Linked DNA regions of Homo sapiens: all the other regions are linked to region 1. The links are chromatin contacts, found by Hi-C or POLR2A ChIA-PET in ENCODE. All regions are on one chromosome and are shown on one strand. The core of a region is the stretch at or near the end of the contact, and the rest is flanking DNA. Distances in the headings are between cores, read along the strand shown. Region 1 overlaps LOC124905959 (a long non-coding RNA gene). Region 2 overlaps LOC105373804 (a long non-coding RNA gene). Region 3 overlaps CAVIN2-AS1 (CAVIN2 and TMEFF2 antisense RNA 1).

What was found. A loop is a pair of places that touch in the nucleus more often than their neighbours do. ChIA-PET counts read pairs that join two places held with the same protein, here RNA polymerase II (POLR2A). Pooled maps may share reads with other maps.
Region 2: a pooled map shows a loop between it and region 1 (9-fold over the local background). The contact joins two enhancer-like sites. A Hi-C loop is called at or near these places in 1 of 168 maps with a recorded cell type or tissue (naive thymus-derived CD4-positive, alpha-beta T cell), 1 of 37 single-sample maps with no recorded cell type and 8 of 50 pooled maps. POLR2A ChIA-PET finds 5 or more read pairs at or near these places in 1 of 52 experiments (H1).
Region 3: a loop to region 1 is called in a map with no recorded cell type, with 2.2 times the contacts of the local background. The contact joins two enhancer-like sites. A Hi-C loop is called at or near these places in 3 of 37 single-sample maps with no recorded cell type and 2 of 50 pooled maps.

The regions. Positions count from the first base shown.
Region 1 is chr2:191,636,244-191,639,788 of GRCh38, forward strand. It overlaps LOC124905959 (a long non-coding RNA gene), which reads left to right. Exons shown (of 3, transcript XR_007088692.1): 3 at 1,081-1,260. Among named protein-coding and RNA genes, the nearest start is that of NABP1, 40 kb to the right of the region's middle. Within about 2 kb of position 1,613, at least 11 of the 41 ENCODE cell types and tissues checked have a DNase peak (open chromatin) inside an H3K27ac peak, as active enhancers do.
Region 2 is chr2:191,192,418-191,195,962 of GRCh38, forward strand. The region is part of intron 1 of LOC105373804 (a long non-coding RNA gene); the gene reads left to right. Among named protein-coding and RNA genes, the nearest start is that of STAT4, 43 kb to the left of the region's middle. Within about 2 kb of position 1,839, at least 4 of the 41 ENCODE cell types and tissues checked have a DNase peak (open chromatin) inside an H3K27ac peak, as active enhancers do.
Region 3 is chr2:191,926,021-191,929,565 of GRCh38, forward strand. The region is part of intron 1 of CAVIN2-AS1 (CAVIN2 and TMEFF2 antisense RNA 1); the gene reads left to right. Among named protein-coding and RNA genes, the nearest start is that of CAVIN2, 81 kb to the left of the region's middle. Within about 2 kb of position 1,736, at least 5 of the 41 ENCODE cell types and tissues checked have a DNase peak (open chromatin) inside an H3K27ac peak, as active enhancers do.

The sequences.
Region 1 (3,545 bases), core at 363-2,862:
CCTAGCTCCTTTGTCAAGATCCTTGGAATTTAGGGGAAAAGACAAACAATAATTGAAGATTGCAATCCAGTGTGGTAAGTTTGTTGTTGGAAGTAGGCACTGAGTCCTAGGGGAGCACAGAGAAGGAATGTCAAATCAAGCTTGGAGCTGGGGAGGTGAGTCAGGGACCACATCAAAGGAGTAGTGATGTCTTCCTGCAAAGTTAAACTCTGTGAAATGAGCAGGGCTTATTAGTGGATCCAGAAGAATATTTAATCTATATTCCTATGTTAATTGAAGAGATGGTAATTTGAGGTCCCTATATAGGGAGAAGTTTTTCCAGAGCTGTAAGAAAGAAGCAAAGTACAAACAAATTTGCCTAATATATCCATGGCTGCTTATCCCCAGAGAGTGGTCTAGATCTTAAGATCTTTCTAATATGCTCCAAGAAGAAAATATTTGTTCTTGGGACATTTCTGTCACTTAATATATTTGCCTTTAGACATTTGAAGGGTATCTGGCTTTCATAAGAAGTCACAGTCACCTGTGTCACTTTCCTCTCAACAGCCCCTTTCTTTGTACATTTCCTTGTAATGCACTATGAACTCTAGGTTGAATCATTCAAGTGCTGTAATATTCACATGAAAGCAACACCAAACTTTGTCTCCATTTTTAGGTTCATGTCAAAGCTAGTTTTTCACTAAATATCTCTGGTTACCATTTGATTTGATTTTAAAATAATATTTCACTTTTCTAAAAGTCGATCTGTTCCACCAAGTCTTAACTCATTGTAGATACAGTTATAAAATCATAAGCAGACAAATAATTCTCATTTCTAGCACATACGTTGCTTTCTTCCCAATGTCCACTTTTCCTCTTCTTTTTCCCAAGAGAATTTCAATTTGATCCAGGATGGATACTAGTTAGCCAAAGTCAACCTTGAGAATTCTATTCCTTTATTCAGTGGTTGACTTAGGAAAGGGCAATTCTGGTCTCTTTGGGGGAAGTCAGCTGGCAAGCCTCTGGAAAAGGTTTCCTTCTCCTAAAAGACACACAGAAGTTGATGTTCTCTCTCCTTTTTTGGAACATTGGTGCATCTAGAGTGGCCCTGGAACCACGGCAGCCATATTGCCACCAGCTGGAAGACGAAGCCAACGGTGGGAGAAGACAGAGCTGGTCGAATCCCCCAGGAGTAAAATGCAGCCTGTAGTACCCTTCCTGGATTGTATCTTACTTGGAGTCTTCTTGTTCTGGGAGGCAATAAATTTCTTTGTTATTTAAGCCATGATGAATCAGCGTTTTCAATTATTTGCAGCCAAAAGCATCCTAAGCAATAGCCAAGTATGCATGGAAGTTCATGCACTTCTCTCACAGAACATTATGTCAGACATTTAGTTCTAGGAAACAGGCTTATCTGATTTCTCAGTTCTAGGAAGCAGGCTTATCTGATTTCCTAGTTTCTGGCAGATTAGAAATAACTTTCTCTATTCTCTAGAAATAGAGAAAGTTAGAGACAGGCAGCTGGACAGAGAAGGGAGAGACATGAAGGCAGAACCAAGAACTCAAGAGGCAGCATTGTGGGGTTATTTAATGCTGGGGCAAACAAGTTCTCCCATCTCTGTAGCTCTTGTGGGTATGAGAGCATAGTTCAGTGACTAACCCATAATGACAGTCATGTGTCTGTCATCAAAGGAAGTTTGCTTTCTGTTTACTCTGTTTCAGAAGGGGAATGAGGCTGAATAGTATGTAAAAATATTTCTTTGTAAACAAGGAAAAGCTTAAGTGATTAAAAGGATAAGCTTATCTGAAAAGGCACGTGGAGAACAAACTCACTCCCTGGCTATGCTAAAAAAATGAGTGCTAATTATATATGCAAATGAAACCTATTAAAAAGTTTGCTTCATCCAGAGAAAAGGGAAGAAAAAAAAAATGAGGCAGTAGTTTGATTGCTGCATAGAGCAGCTCACTTCAGTTTTGGTCCCCATGAGAAGCCCCAGCAGAGAAGCAAAGCTAAGAAGTGAGGACATGGTGTTGCTCTTCTGCAAGTGACTTTATTTTGGCTCAATGGCTCAGCAAGTTTGCCTAAGCTGTTTCCTCAGAAGCCTGCCAGTAGGAAGTAAATAAGCTGCTTGACTCTACTCATAGAGGGGGTTGAGCACTCCTAATTAAAATGTAAATAATTCTCAGGGCCAACAGCTTGTAGACGATAATGACTGGAAAGATCACAGAAACTAAAATCGCACACGCAAAACAGGTTCTAAGTCTTTGTATACACAAACACTAAGCCTACCAATTGATTTAGTCACCTCCGTGAGAAATCACTGGAACCAAGTTATTTGCAAGCATGCAGCAGGAACCAGGTAGCTGGTATACTCTGGTGACACCAGGGAGTAAAGCTTACCAAGTCCACGGGGCATGGATAACTCAAAAAACAAGGGCTTTCTGCAATCAGCTGGTGAATCTGTGGTCCCACACAGCCCCGCCCCAAGGGTTAGGATAGCTCCTCCTGCCCAGCCCATCAGAAGTCTGCCCAGAATCTTCCAAGGCTCATATGTGGAAGATGAGCTATCTGGACAGGCCCCACCCAACAGAGAAGTGTTACTTTGGTTTTAAAATCACCCTTCATTTGAGAAGTACCCTGAAACTTTAATATGCAAATAACAGCTAAATAAAAGGAAAAGCCCAATACAGTTTCTAATTACCAACAAATGCGTATGTATCTTACACATGGTAGCTACTCATAACTTTTTAAAATGAATAAGTGATCTGTTAACCAGAGTACTACATGAGGGAAACAGAGAGAGAATTAAATACTTTTACTAAGAATGAAACTTAAGGCTCTTTAGTTTAGTAGTTTTCAATGGCATTTTTGTTTTCTTCATGCTAGGATACTGCCATACATGCTAGGATTATCTTACTGGTAAATTACTATTGTTGTTAGATAACATTTTGTTGGCATTGTCCTAAACACTCCACATTCATTATTTCATTTTATTGCCACAATAGCATGGGTACAATTATTAAGCCTATGAAAAATGAGGCTTAGAGGTGCAAAGTAATTTGCCTGAGGACACGGAATGAGGACCTGCTGGGTCACCAGGCAAACATAGGTTCATTCCTATGGCACCTCTACATATTTACCGATAATAGTTGTACTGAATTTTTTCCAGATTTTCTTTCATGTTTTAAATAGAAGAGACTGAAGATTCTCTCATCTGCATTATGATATGTTGTTTTCAGGAAGAGAGAAAACTGGAATCATACATGGAGGATGGTGAGAAATTATATATGTTCATGGAGTGTCTCACATGTTTGTCAACAGAAGTGAAAAGATCGTGACCCAATTTTAGAGTTACTTATTCAGGCAACTCTATTATAATGAGTTACTTCAACACTGTAGTGTTCTCCCATTCTAAATTCTAAAAAAAATTAATTTGTTTTGTATTTTTTTTAGTAGAGATGAGGTTTCACCGTGTTAGCCAGGATGGTCTCGATCTCATGACCTCGTGATCCGCCTGCCTCGGTCTCCCAAAGTGCTGGGATTACAGGTGTGAGCCACCATGCCC
Region 2 (3,545 bases), core at 589-3,088, 440 kb before region 1:
TAACTTATAGGGTTAGGATTATAATAAGGGCTAAAATATGTCAAGTGCTCAGAAGAGTGCTTGGAACATTATAACAGCATTAAAGTGTTCGTATTATTATTAAACACTTAGCAAATATTTTCTTAGCTTTCTTCCTTCCAGAATTTAAAAAAAATATATTTACATCGTTGAAACTTCATTTTCATTACTGAATAATTACATAATGATTCAAAAATCATTTTTATTACTGAAGCCACTTAAGTCCAGTTTTTTTTTACCTCTGATTCAAATGCATAGCTGGGCTTCAGCATCACAGAAGCAATCATAAAAAAAGGATCACTCTTTGCCTCCTTTCTCTAAACCCCTCGTGTTCTGACAATTGACATTTCCACCCTGTGTGGAACAGACCCATGTTTGCTTTCACTTAGCCTCTTCTAATGTCTTTTAACCATCTTTTTTTTTTTTTTTTTTTTTTTTTTTTTTTTTTTTGAGACGGAGTCTCACTCTGTCACCCAGGCTGGAGTGCAGTGGCGCGATCTTGGCTCACTGTAAGTTCTGCCTCCTGGGTTCAAGCCATTCTCCTGCCTCAGCCTCCCAAATAGCTGGGACTATAGGCACCCAGCACTATGCCTGTCTAATTTTTTGTATTTTTAGTAGAGACTGGGTTTCACTGAGTTAGCCAGGATGGTCTCTATCTTCTGACCTCACGATCCACCTGCCTCGGCCTCCCAAAGTGCTGGGATTACAGGCGTGAACCATCTTAATAACTGCCATGTCAATATCTTCTTTTAAAATTGTTGAAAAGCTACTGCTATAGTAGCAGTGGCAATGCATTCTGAGGGAGCTGCCACATAGCCCATTCCTGATTGCACCTGTGGTCTGCACCCCTCGTCTGTGATGATATCGAACCAAGAAAAGGAAAACTTACTACCCAAGAACTTGCTCTGTGTTTAGTACTATCCTAGTTGTTTTCACTAGTTCTTGAAGAATATTTCTATTAATAGCATGCATACAATTTAAGTGATTTTTAAAGAGTTTTGTGTCAGTCAGAATAACCTAAGTTATATACAAGTAACCAAAAAGCCCCCAATTTTTGTTGGTATAGAGTAACAAAGGCTTGTCTTCCCCTTCAACCTACATATCCACTTGAAGTAAGCGGGGCTGGGGGATCAGGGTCTATATAAGGAGTCTGCAAATGTTTTCTTAAAAGGCCACTTAGTGAATAGGCTTTTAGGCTATATGGTCCCTGTTGTAACGACTCAGTTTTGCCATTGTCATTTCAAAGTATGCATAGACAAATGGGTACGGCTATGTTCCAATGAAGCTTTATTTACAAAAACAGGTGACCACAGGCTGTAGTTAGCTAACTCCCACTGCATATCATCCTCACTCCAGGACCCAGAGTGTGAACGCACCATCATTTGGAAAACTGTCGATCATGGTGGCAGAAGGGAAAAGGATCATGGAGAATCTCTCACTAGTTTTTAAATGTTTCACCTGGAAGTGACCCCTGTCACTTCCACTCACATTTTACTGACATGGAAAATCATATGACCACACCTAACTTCAGTAGATTGGGGAGGAAGCTGTCCTCCTTGAGCCTAGAAGAAGAGAACAAGAAACACCAGTAAGCAGCCTTAATGTCTATCGCATGTTGCATCATTCTTCTGTTCATCTCTTTCTGTGGCTTTTTGTTGAACTTTATGTTCCTAGTTAAGGAAATGAGTTGCAAAGTTGTGGTTTACTCAATGTTCTTACAGGTGTATTGCTCAGTTTCTGGATAAGCTGGGCCTCTTTACCTCCTTTTTCTGCTTTTCTTGTCCAGGCTGTAGGCTTGTTATTACTCTTCAACCAGAGCACTACAGAGTTAGAGGGAAAGTGAAGCATAATGCAAATTCATTCACCTCAAGTGTGGTCTCTGGGCCTTGCCTTACCACACAGGAAAGTCCCTTCAGTGGGCTTATTGTCAGACTTGTCTGAAGTTTTCATATTATTGACTATTAGCTAATTCACACAGTCTATTCAGGGTAACTCTTCTTAGGGGCCAATGTCTGGCCCGTGTTGGACAGCTATATATATATATTAGAACGGCGTGTGTGTGTGTGTGTGTGTGTGTGTGTGTGTGTGTGTGTGTATGTGTATGTGTGTGCGTAGGGATGAAGATTAGAGAACCTAATTTGGTCAACCTTTTCCATAGCTTCAATTGCATCTCATTACAGTTTTCTGCTATTTCCTCTTTACATTTTCTCTCCTTTTCTTCCCAAGGAACCCCAATGTTTTCAGAGAATAAAAGTTAGGTTGAAGAGAGTAAGAGATAAAGATAACTTTTTGGTTAAATTTCCTTTGCCTATTATATGCCTAATCATACCCTCCTCCAAATTCCTTTCTTGCTTTCTCTCTCCCTCCCTCCCTTCCTTCCTTCTTCCATTTATCTATCCATCCAATGTCCAAATGAGTGTCTATTGTTTGCCAGGCCCTGTGCTAGGCAAGTCATGGGTATATATAAATGCGGCTGACAGAGACTCAGTCCTTTGCTTTATGGAGCTAATAACTTTAGTGGGCAAAAATTATGATAATTGATAAGACACCTGAAGAATACTGGAAACTGGAGGATTCCAAGGGAGTAGGTGGTGATGGCATCTACCTTATGGAAGGTCTTAAAGCATTGGAGGGAAGGGTTCCTGTTGTTTTGCATGAATGAAGATAGTATGAAGGGATTTTATTCAAATGTTTTTGTTCTTCAATCTTTTGCTTCCATTGTTTATGCTCCTGCCATCTTTAGTCTTGTTCAGAGAATGGCAAACAGCCAGCAAGTTCTCAGTAGATTTCCCATTTGTCATAGGTTTCTCATGTATCCGGGTTTGGCTTAAAGATCAAATTGCCTTTAGGTTGACTTCTGATCCTTGCCAGAAAGAGCTGACCCTTTCTCCACTCATCTGTGCAAACCTTTACTCAGGTGAGACTTTCACACAATTTGAATAAAAGAACAAAAACTCTCCAGTAACTAAAAGGAGTAAGAAAGGCATAACTGTTTTATTTTGTTGGCTCCAAAGCTCAAGCCTATTATTTGAAATTTTTATGTTCTCTTATCATTTTGGTTTTATTTCATTTTAATTTTTTATGGAAAAAATGTATGTCTAATTGGAATGCAGACCAAAATAAAATTATTAGAGTGGAAAAAATATTTTAAGAAAATAACGTTTACATAAAATCAGCACAATGTCCAAACAAACAAAACCATGTATGTACAGTGAAAACACATTTATTTTAAATACTGAAAAAAGTGCTACTTCATATTATAGGATTTCCAGAAAGTATGCTCCTTTTGTTTGCTCATTAGGAAAAATTTTTGTTTTAAAATAAGATATTTTGATTTAAACTATTTCTATGTACTCTCTTAAACCAAACATAACTTGCTTTTTTCTTGATGACTCCGAGCCATGATTATTAATTCAGGTGATTCTGATTTTCTATTATGTATTGATGCCTTCATTGCCTACGAGAGAGTTGTAGGACAATTTGCCTTAATAGGAATAACAGAATGCTATCCTTTAAAAGTGTTTCCA
Region 3 (3,545 bases), core at 486-2,985, 290 kb after region 1:
CAAAAAAGTGGATTTGTTATTCTAAGTATCTACCAGTGATCTTTAATAACTTGGACATAAATGTATGGAAACTTTACTTTCCATGCCTTTGTACTTTTAGTTGCAACACTTTCTTGGGGGTAACATCTTTTTAAAGTTTACTCACACCGTATAGTGTTTTATTAATTTAGTTTGAGAACTAAAGAGGTAACATTTCAAGAAGTCCTTAGTTCTAGGAACTGGTAAATGAAGCCACATTCAGTCATTTTGTATGCTTTTTTTACTCAATAAATATTGATCTTAATATATCACCTAAGCTTTGTGTTTCTCAGCTTAGAAGTTTTAATTGTTTGAGTCTATCTTGATACAGAGTCTAGTCAACCTCTCTAATGATTCTACATGCTGCTCTCTATACTTCATTCAGTTTAGTTGTACTGTCATTGAGATGTGAATTCATCCAGGAAAAGCAGATACTTTGCTGCCTCAGACATATCTAATTTTAAAAATGTTTTATTTCCAAAACCCTTTCCTAGGGGTGCCCAGCATTGTGTTTCTCCTTAACTACAGAAGCAAAGTAAGCTGATTTTAGGAAAAATTGTTTCTAGTTCTTTCTAAACATTGGTTTAGACTTTTAGTAATTGATAAGATCTCATATCTTACACATATATGTCTATATCACTGTTCTCTAAGGTTAATCCTTTAACAATGGCACATGTTAAAGATCATACACCAGTTTTCTTTCTACTTAGGCAGTGTTGGAAGTGTTGATGTTGTAGTTGTTTGTATTTTATTTTCCCTGTAAGCTCAGACAGTTCACTACTGAAGTGAGTTTCATATCACCTACAAACTTGAAACCCACTGTGTGTGTGTGTGTGTGTGTGTGTGTAAAATGTTGGTGTGAAACTTTGTCAAAATGTTTCGAAAGTCTAAATAAATAGCACTCAGTGGTTTCCCTTTGGACATATGCTTATTTCTATATTCCCTTCTTGATTAATTTTTAGCTTTATTATGGAGGTTTTCAAACACACAAAAGTGGAGAGAAAAGGTTATAAACTACTGTGTACCCATCTTAGCAACATGTTGCTTTCTTTTTTGTTGTTGTTATATCTATCCTTTTCCCTCAGTTCTTTTTTCTAGGAATATTTTAAGGTGAATCCTGAATACCATATAATTTCATCCATACATACATCTATCTGATAACAGAAAAGTACTCTTTAAGAAATTCAACAGAATTTCCATAACTTCTTAGTATCTGGTCCAAGTCATCTAAATTGTCTCTCAAAGGTTATTAGCCAAGACTCCTCAATATATAAACCGTAACTCTCATGGATATTGCATCTGTAACTTTTATGGAGATGCCATTATCATATCAAGATTAGAAATCAGATTGAGAGCCTTTTGTTTCCAGAATCTCCTCTGGAGTCCTTCTTATGGGTGTGAGTCACACTGGCAAGCTGCCATTCTTCTCACATAGTAGTGGTTATTAACAACAGGTCACACATTTTGGCCACCGGTTCCATATTTTACCCTTGAGTTCCTTTAGCAGTCTTGGGTGAATGCCATCTGGGCCTGGTGATTTATTTACATTTCGTTTGCCACTTGGGTCTGGGAAAGTCCTGTTTTCCACTGTTTGTTCCAATTCCTCTGACCTGACGGCTTTAAAGCAAGATGCAAGTGAGACTCTTTTCTAAAGTCTTCTTCAGTAAAGACTGAAGCAAACAATTCATCGATCCTTCCTGCTATCACCTTTTCATCCCTGAATGGCCTTTGCATTTTCTAGCTGGCTTCCTGACTTTGTTATACTTAAAGGGGTTTGCATTTTTGCTTTGGACTCCCCTGTGAGGTGCTCTATTGATTTCTTCATGGACCATTTGTTTTTAGTTTGCTTCTGACCTGCTCTACATTCCTTTTCTTTGAGAGTAGCAAGTTTTACATTTAAAAATATTTGTATGGCCTTTTCGTGTTACCAACTTGGCATTTGAGGCTCTTGTTGAAGAGCTCTCTGTTCTGATTGTAGCTCACATTTCTCCTGGTCTCCCAATGAGGTGTTTTAATGTGGTCTCTATGGGGTACTTGTTTATTTTGAAAACGTTTCCTACCCATATGTGTACTTTTCTCTTCCTTTCCCTTTCACGAATTGCAAAATCACAAGATGGAAATGGAACTTGAGGCTTTCCCTGTCCCACTTGAATGTCTGGCTCATAAGTGTAATTGCTGTTAATGAGTGGTTCTCCCACAAGCTACTTCTGGCTTTATTTCACAATCCACTCCTGAGAATCATAGGATCCATGTCTAGTTTTGGGAGGTGCTATCCAACTTCCTTCTGTAGCCACAGACCAGCCTTGTGGGCAGTTGTTAAGGCTAGCGTTTCCATACTTGCATTTAACTGACTGGACAAGGGGGAGAAGTGAGTGGTAACTTGTTCAAAATTTAGGAAGAGCCAACTCGAGATTCATCATTTTATCATTTGGTTTATTACTTACAACATGGATAATATGCCACAGATAATTAAGGTTTGATCTTACATGTTGGTTAGATGATATAGAGCATCAGAGTCTAAGAGAAATGTATTGTGCATTACATGCCCAACTTAAAATTTTCTGGTTACCATATTCTGAAAAGTAAAAAGCAACAGGTGAAATTTTCAATGATATATTTTATTTAACCCCAGTAGTTAAAATGTAATGATCTTAACATGTAATCAATATATACATTATTAATACGATTTTTATATGTTTTATACTAAATCTTTGAAATCCAGTGTGTACTTTCTATTTACAGCACATTTCAATTAGAACCAGCCATATGTCAAGTACTTAGTAGCCACATTTGAAAGTGTCTATCATATTGGACAGTGTAGCCTTTGAGAGGGTTATATAGGGTCCTCCTCAGAAAACAGTCTTTTATTCATGAATTCTACAGAAATCATTCAGAATTCACACACACACACACACACACACACCCACACACCATTTTACTTACATCTGTGATAGCCCATCAGAGTAACAAACTCTGAAGGAGGCATTTTACCTGACAAGAACAAAGTTGATGAATATATTTAACTGTATTACTCTAATGTACTTGGTATATCTCCTCTAATTAAAATAAGATTATCTTACAACTTATGAAATGAAGATCTGGCATAATAGACTTAGAATATGATGAAAATGTTTTCATTAACTGCAAAGATACCCTGCAAGGCACGGCATTTTATCTCAAGTCCCCGATAACATTAATATACCCTTTTAATCTCTGAAGCATTTAAGACTTAATAGGAACTCCTTAAAGAATGACAGAATTGTAAGACTTTACAAGGTTGCTTTAATTGGAAAGTCCTTACAGCCCTCCATGATTTTGAACAAGTATAAAATAAAATTCTTCATTGGTGGAATGTACGAGTATAGTCTTGTTTACTCTGCGCAAAACTCAAAAGCCAGACGTGGGGGTGGGTGTAAAAGAAAGGAAAGTAGGGGTTAATGGTGTTTTCCGGTGATTGTCCTTAGCTTCAGTTATAGCATGTGACTTGGCTGCTCTTCCTGCTAGGGGCTGTGTGTACATAAGTTGGG